3 separate regions of the Homo sapiens genome follow, and regions 1 and 2 are each linked to region 3. Evidence: chromatin loops called from intact Hi-C (ENCODE). Cell type or tissue: heart left ventricle. All regions are shown on one strand.

Region 1 (2,500 bases), 280 kb before region 3:
CAATGTCAATCAAAACTATGTTATTAGTTTATGCATTTACTATACTATCCTTTTAATTGTTATTTTAGATTATGCATTTACTATACTATCCTTTTAATTGTTATTTTAGATTATGCATTTACTATACTATCCTTTTAATTGTTATTTTAGAGTGTACTCTATCTACTTATGGTTTTAAAAGTTACCTGTAAACAGCCTCAGGCAGGTCATCTAGGAGGCATTCTAGAAGAAGGCACTGTTACCACAGGAGACGACAGCTCCATGGGTGTTCTAGCCCCTGAAGACCTTTCAATGGGATAAGATGTGGGAGTGGAAGGTAGTGATATAAAAAGGAAATAAATAAATAAATAAACACATTTAAAAATAGAAAAAAAGCTTATAGGATGAGAATATAAGGAAAAAATATTTTGTACAGTTACACAATGTATTTGTGTTTTAAGCTAAGTGTTATTACAAAGGAGTCCAAATTGAAAAGTTTATAAAGCAAAAAAGTTACAGTAAGCTAAGGTTAATTTATTATTGAACAAAGAAAAAGATATTTTATAACCTCAGTGTAGCCTGAATGTGCAGTGTTTCTAAAGCCTACAATAGTGCAGTCATGCCCAGGCCTTCACATTCACCCACCACTCACTCACTCATGGACCCAGAGCCACCTCCAGTCCTGCAGGCTCCAGTCATGGTAAGTGTCCCATACACTTACCATTGTACCATTTGTTTTAAATCTACTGCTGTATCTTACTGTGCGTTTTCTATATTTAGATACACAAATACCATGTGTTACAACTGCCTACAGTATTGAGCACAGTATCACGCTGTTCCAGTTTGTAGCCAAGGAGCAATAGGCTATGCCACACAGCCCAGGGGTGTGGTGGACTCTGTGGTCTAGGTTTGTGTAAATACACTCTGGGTCTAGGTTTGTGTAAATACACTCTATGACGTTCACACGGCGTTGAAATCGCTAAACATGCACGTGTCAGAACATTTCCCCGTAGTGACACCTCACGTGACTGCATTGGTACCTCTCTCATAGTGAGTCAGTGCGTGTTGGACACTGGAACAGCAGGTATCACAAAGCGCTTCCAAAGTGTTTTGTTATCACCACATTTTCTCACGGAACTAGGTAGAAAGATTTTCCCTTCCCATTGAAGATGCTTCTAAACTTGACTCCAACTTGCCTTCCTGCCTTTTCTTCTACTTCGTAAGAGTTTAACACCTAATCGTTCCTGTCCCCTACCTCCCACCCCCACCTCAGATACTTCCAAGTGTATACAGTCCTTTGTCCAGGTCTCTGCTTTTGCCGCTACTGCTGGTGTTTCCGCATTCAGAAAGTCCATCTCCGCCTCGCTACCGACCCCTGGCGGTTAACAGGGTGACCGACGAGTGGCAAGCTTGTAATAAACAGTGGGTGTTGTCGATATTGCGGTCATCAATTATCAATAGCATTACAGTAGTCCCTCTTTATCCGAGGGGGATACGTTTCATGAACCCCAGTGGATGCCTGATACCACGGATAGTACCAAACCCTATGTCTGTGATATTTTTTCCTATACATACATACCGATGGTAAAGTTTAATTTATAAATTAGGCACAATAAGAGATTAACAAGGATAACTAATAATAAAAGAGAATAATTATAACAATATACTACAGTAAAAGTTACCTACTTGTGGTCTCTTTCTCTCAAAATATCTTTTTTTTTTTTTTTGATGGAGTCTTGCTCTGTCGCCCAGGCTGGAGTGCAGTGGTGTGATCTCAGCTCACTGCAACCTCCGCCTCCAGGGTTCAAGCGATTCTCCTGCCTCAGCCTCCCAAGTAGCTGAGACTGCAGGCACACGCCACCACGCCCGGCTAATTTTTTTGTATTTTTTTTTTAGTAGAGATGGGATTTCACCATGTTGGCCAGGCTGGTCTTGAGCTCCTGACCTCAAGTGATCCGCCCTCCTCGGCCTCCCAAAGTGCTGGGATTACAAGCGTGAGCCACTGCACCCGGCTCAAAATATCTTATTGTACTGTACTCACCCTTTTTCTTTTTGTGATGAAGAAGGGATGGAGCAGGACGGCAAGAGAGTTCATCAGGCAACTCAGAATGGCACACAACTTAAACTAATGAGTTGTTTATTTCTTGAATTTCCGTTTAATATTTTCAGACCATGGTTGACCACAGGTAACTGAAACTGCAGAGAGCAAAACCACCGATAAGGGGGAACTCCTGTATTGATAACATCTTTCAAGGCCCAATCTCAAAGCCACCTCCTTCATAGAGTTTTTCCTGCCTCCCACACATCTGAGACCTCCTCCTCTGAGTTCCTTCTGACTGTTACCTGGTCTACCTCAGGCTGCTTCTCATACTCTGAGGCTACACTTTTAAAAATATAAGAACCTAGTGATATTATTTTTAATAACACATTTTATTTAACATAATATATCCCAAATATTATCATTTCAACAAGTAATCAATAAAAATTAATATATCAAAAACTAAAATTAAAATGAAAAATA
Region 2 (2,500 bases), 62 kb before region 3:
TCAAGGGGCCACTGCATGCAGTCCCACGGAATTTACTGGAGTTGGAGGATGGAGAATTCCATTGTCCTCATTCCACATGTGCTACCTCAGGGCCCAAACTTCAGGACAGCTCGATGAATGAAATGATGACATTTGCCAAAAACAGCAGCTATACCACACAGAACCGCTGAGCACGTGAAATTGAATGGCAATGTATTGTAAGATTTTGAACACAGATCCAGGATAAGGTTAACATAATACTCCTTTTTAAAAGTCACCAAAAGAGAACGCTTTCAGTGCAAAGACTTCCATTTGCATAACACCTTACGCTTCTCAGCATACTCTCACCTCATTGGATACAAACTAATCACTAGCATAACAAACTAATATCATCTCTTTTACAGAAGAGAAAGTTAGCTGCTAGTCCAAGTCAACTGATCTATGCAAAGTTATATGGCTTGTCAATAATGGATATGAGACTAGAATTCAGGACAGGTATTTTTGTGGCCAAGTCTACTCAGATAAACACAATTAAGCTAGTTTTGTTGACTTGATTTGTTTTGTTGGCCTGTTTCATTTTGCTAGAGAATCTTGATTAACCAATTAGATTATCTGGAACTCATGTTGCTTTGTAAATGGAATAGTTGCCTGCAGCAATCTCAGACCATGTAAGTGGGATCACTCAATTGACTTAACCAGAAAAGAGGTCTAAGCTGCATAAATGGAAAAGAAGACATACTCAGATATTTGGACATTCCTTCAAGACTGTAGACCCTCATTACCATGAGTGTTCTGACCCAAATCAGATGGGTGCAATGCGAGGGAAGAGTTTCCCAGCCCAGTGTCATATTGAGAACTCTTGGCAACAAGCAATGCCAGAATTCTATCTAAAAGAAGTTTTGTTAGGGATGGCAGTTCCCACTGGAAGGTGTGTGTGTGTTGCATTATATGTTTTGGATCAAAAAAATTTTTTTCTGAAGTAGCTTTCAACTAACTTTGCATAAATTGAGAAAATTTAAATTGCACCTAAAAGAGAATATTAGAAACTATTAGAATAAGAGGAATATTAAAAAATATTAAAATATTAATGGTAGCAGTAGTTGTAGTAGTAATCATGGTAGTAGGGTGACCAATTTTTCCGGTATGCACAGGACCATCTCAGTTACACAGCAGAAAGCCCCACATTTCAGGGTCTCTGTCCAACCCATCCCAGACAAGTTGGGACAGTTGATCACTCTAAGTGATAGAATGATATTAATAATTGTTATTATTTTTATTTTTATTTTTATTCTTATCAGAATGGCTAGAGGGGAATCTGACAGAATTGTATGGTACTTCAATCTCAAAGCCACCATCTTGATGTTGCCACTGACTGCCTAAATTGGGTTATTTGGTGGCAAGTTATCAGCGTCCAATGAAGCTGGTCCTCAAGGTTGTCATCCTTCCCCAGTGGCCATGTTCCTTCTCCCCATCTGGACTTTCAGCATCAATCTACTCAAGTGACCACCAAATATCGCCAAACCCAGTTGAATGCCTCATTGGGCCTGGTCCTCTCTCAGCAACATCTGTTCCCCTCTGAGTGTAGGGAACTCTTGGGGCTATCCTGAGCAATAATCTCTACTCTGGGTTCTTAATTCATCCCCAGGGGTCTCTCCAGGAGCTCAAGGTTTCTCTACTTGCAGATGGCCCTAAACACCTCTGGAGTTTCTGTTGTCTCGAAAAGAGCAAGAGGGACTATAAATACTATGTGTATTAGGAAGAGGAAAGCAAATGGGGTTGGGAATGCCGAAAGAGTTGGGACTGGAAATGTATTCTGAAGGTATGGTAAGGTTTAGATAGGAACAAGCAAGAGGAAATGCATTTCAAGTGGGGGAAAACACAGGAACAAAGAACTAAAGGGCATTAACAAATGTCTGGGGACTGGGAGGCAGACATGCCTCAAGGAGAGGATGAGGGAGGTGGAGATTAATGGAGAAGGAAAGATCTATACTCTTTATTCAGTAGACCAGTGTTTCTCAAACAGGACTGATTTTTCCCTCCAGGGAACATTTGGCAATGCCCAAAAACATTTTTGGTTGTCATGACTCAGTGGGGATGTAATTTGGTCTGAATGTTTATGTCCCCCCAAAATTCTTATGTTGAAATCCTCACCTCCCTACAAGATGATGGTATTAGGAGGTGGAGGCTTTGGGGGTGATTAGGTCATGAAGGTGGAGCTCTCACAAATAAGATTAGGGCCCTTATGAAAGAGACCTGAGAGACTTCTCACTCCTTCCACCCTCTGGGGTTAGAGTTAGAAGTTGGCTGTCTGTGAGGAAGTGGGTCCTCAAGAGACACCAAATCTACTGGCACCTTGATATGGGACCTCCCAGCCTCTAGAACCATGAGAAATAAATTTCTGTTGCTTATAAACCACCCAATCAATGACATCAATGTCAATAGCACCAAGGTTGAGAAACCTTGCAATAGACAATGGGGAGGCACAGGAGGTTTTTGAGCAGGAAAATGACAAAATGATGTC
Region 3 (2,500 bases):
CCTGTCACTGGGCTGATCTGGAGCTGGTGTTTAATCATAGTCCTGCAGTGACATCAGAGATCTGGCACTGGACTTTGCAGAAGGGCCTGGGGGAGAGGTAATTAATGTTGAGTGCCACTGAGGAACTCCCAAGAGCAGGCATCATGAGCCTCGTCTGCCTTTGAGCAGCCGGCATCCAGGTGAGGTGGTACAATCCGGCCAGCAGCCTGCACTGGAGAGGTTCTGAGGCTGGCTTTGAGCCATTGGGTCCACATGGGCTTGCTGAAGAGATCATCAGCATTTAATCAATCTTCCAAAGGGAAGTTCAACCTGAAGAAGTCAGCCTTCCCTTCAGGCTTCCAGGGCATCTGCTCAATGGCAAAGCAGCTTTAGAAAGAGGGTGCTGACTCTGAGGATGTGTTCCTCCCTCTTCCTTTCCAACAGTCAACGTTGAAGTCAAGATGGCAAAGCAAGAATCCCCTCTGATTGCAAGAAATTGTCAGAAGAAGCTATCCAGTCCTCTGATTGTGGGAATCTGCACCGAGCTGGCTACAGCTCTACAAAGATGAGATTTCCAGGTAACACAGAGTTGAGTTTTGTGTCATCCACATGGGCTGATTTCCCAATTTGGTGACCTGACACATGGCCAAGAGAATAAAGTGATGGGAAAAAAACTCAACTAGAAAATATCAGAGAGAAGAAACATCATGCAGTTTCTTTAAATTGTAGTGAACAAGAGAGTTAACGAAAATCAGCCATTTCATCCCATATGAAAAATAAAATATCTACAGAAAGCCAAAATACTTTTTCCAAACACCATTCTGGAGTCATTTACCACCAACCAACCTTCCAAACAAATCGGTTGTTGATTTGTTTATTTGTTACACAACCAGACACATATGGCTGATGAAAGTAATCAGATGCTGGTGGGGTGAAGACAGAACTCAAAAATAAATTGAACTGAAGAGCTAAACATACTGCAAAAAAGCTCAGGCCTCAGGCACACCTTCCAAGTTGTGTTATTCTATGCTATTCATACCACTTTCCTTATTGATATAAAACAATTTTTGTTTTCTTTTCCAGAAAGAATGCTGCCAATCGCCAGAGGCAGACATGTTTATCAGGCTGTGTATCTTGAAGTCTGACAGAAAATCTGTGGCCTTTGGTACAGCTGAAAAACACTCTGTCAACACCATGGAGAGTGCAAGCCCGTTGTGCTGGCCTCAACCCAAGGAGTGCAGGGGAATGGACAAAAATTTGACTCAAGGCCAAAAATTACAAGAGGAGGGAAAGTCAGACTTGAGGCAAACAAGCCTTTTCCATCGGGTCTGTTTAATATCTCGTGTAAGCATCCAAACCACAAATCGGTCAGTGCTTAGGTGAAAAGACAAGTTTTTCTCCCTTTTGGAAAGCTATTTTGCTTAAGCTCCTATGAATACATCAATTATATTAGCCCTGAGAGTGTCTGTCAGTGCAATGTTAAAAGGTCCACTATTTTTCAGACTGCCCACATCAGAAACAAAATACCCTTCAAACTCTCTGCCCTGAATTGCTTGGGCCAAAGAGAGCTTGAGAGAAAAAGGCATAAACTCCACAACATTGACAGTGAGAAGAGCCACTGGTTTTAAGTAAATTGTAGTCATATTTATCAGCTTAATAAAATCCCCCCAGCACTCGTGTGCCATCAAATTCTTCAATTTCAAATTCAGGAAAAATGGCTCTTTTGTGACAGAAGGTATAAGGCCAAAGGGCAGGTTGTCAGCGAGACCGCCTCCCCTGCAGGCCAGTTGGGCTTGGAGCTTTGGGAAGGCAAGTTTGCAAGAGCCTAGGCCTGTTGCAGAAATACTCTGTCCTCAGCTTTTCCTTCAGGGCCAGGTCCCTGGATTCTTGGATAAGACATTTACAATATGCGGGCACCACACTGAATCAGGACTGTGTGCAGAGAAGCAAACCAGGCCTTTCCACATAGATAGGAAAAAATAATCATAACAGTTCATGGTTATGCAGCTTCCAGTGGACTCCATTGTTACCTGGTAATCATCAGTCAATTGCCATCACCCTTAACCTTAAAGGTGTCACTTTCGTACTTCAGGTATTCTTTCCAAAGTCCCTCTACCCCTTCTTCTCCCTGTCTTATCTGTCCCTGATCTCTGCCACCCTCAGTTGCTTACATTGGCCAACCAGCCTGAAATGGGAGAGGTTGAATCCTTCATGCTATGTGCATAGCCAACATTCCACAAGATTTATGTCACTAAAGCCTGTGAAAATGACAAATGGTGAGAAAGAGGGCCAAAAAGGGAAGCAAAAATAAATCCAACTACGATTTAACAAAGGGCGGCCCAGTATCTGTACCTAGTGGGTACTGTGATATCTTGAGGGACATGAATTTAACAAGAGAAATAAACTGCTGTATGAGGATCTTTAAAATGCTCTTGTTTTCCATTCAAATTCTCTTTAGTAAAGTTGCTTTTTGCCCTGAAGTCATAATCCAATTGTGTCAACGTGGTAATTAAACATCTGG

Evidence for each region. Hi-C counts contacts between places; a loop is a spot of excess contacts. Peaks named below come from ENCODE experiments on the same cell type or tissue, not always from the same donor. Only the 100,000 strongest peaks of a DNase experiment are listed, where the experiment ranks them.
Region 1: a loop joins it to region 3, with 7 times the contacts of the local background. A loop is called at or near these places in 89 of 110 quality-filtered maps.
Region 2: a loop joins it to region 3, with 2.2 times the contacts of the local background. A loop is called at or near these places in 15 of 110 quality-filtered maps.

What each region holds. Positions count from the first base shown.
Region 1 is chr7:25,567,716-25,570,215 of GRCh38, forward strand. No RefSeq gene overlaps it. Among named protein-coding and RNA genes, the nearest start is that of LINC03007, 220 kb to the right of the region's middle. In heart left ventricle, a CTCF peak has its summit at 1,361 (motif pointing left); no DNase peak of the experiment used is centred here.
Region 2 is chr7:25,783,849-25,786,348 of GRCh38, forward strand. All of the region lies in intron 1 of LINC03007 (long intergenic non-protein coding RNA 3007), which reads right to left. Among named protein-coding and RNA genes, the nearest start is that of LINC03007, 5.0 kb to the right of the region's middle. In heart left ventricle, no CTCF peak of the experiment used is centred here; no DNase peak of the experiment used is centred here; H3K27ac peaks cover 340 bases.
Region 3 is chr7:25,845,666-25,848,165 of GRCh38, forward strand. No RefSeq gene overlaps it. Among named protein-coding and RNA genes, the nearest start is that of LINC03007, 57 kb to the left of the region's middle. In heart left ventricle, no CTCF peak of the experiment used is centred here; a DNase peak (open chromatin) is centred at 1,196; H3K27ac peaks cover 2,367 bases.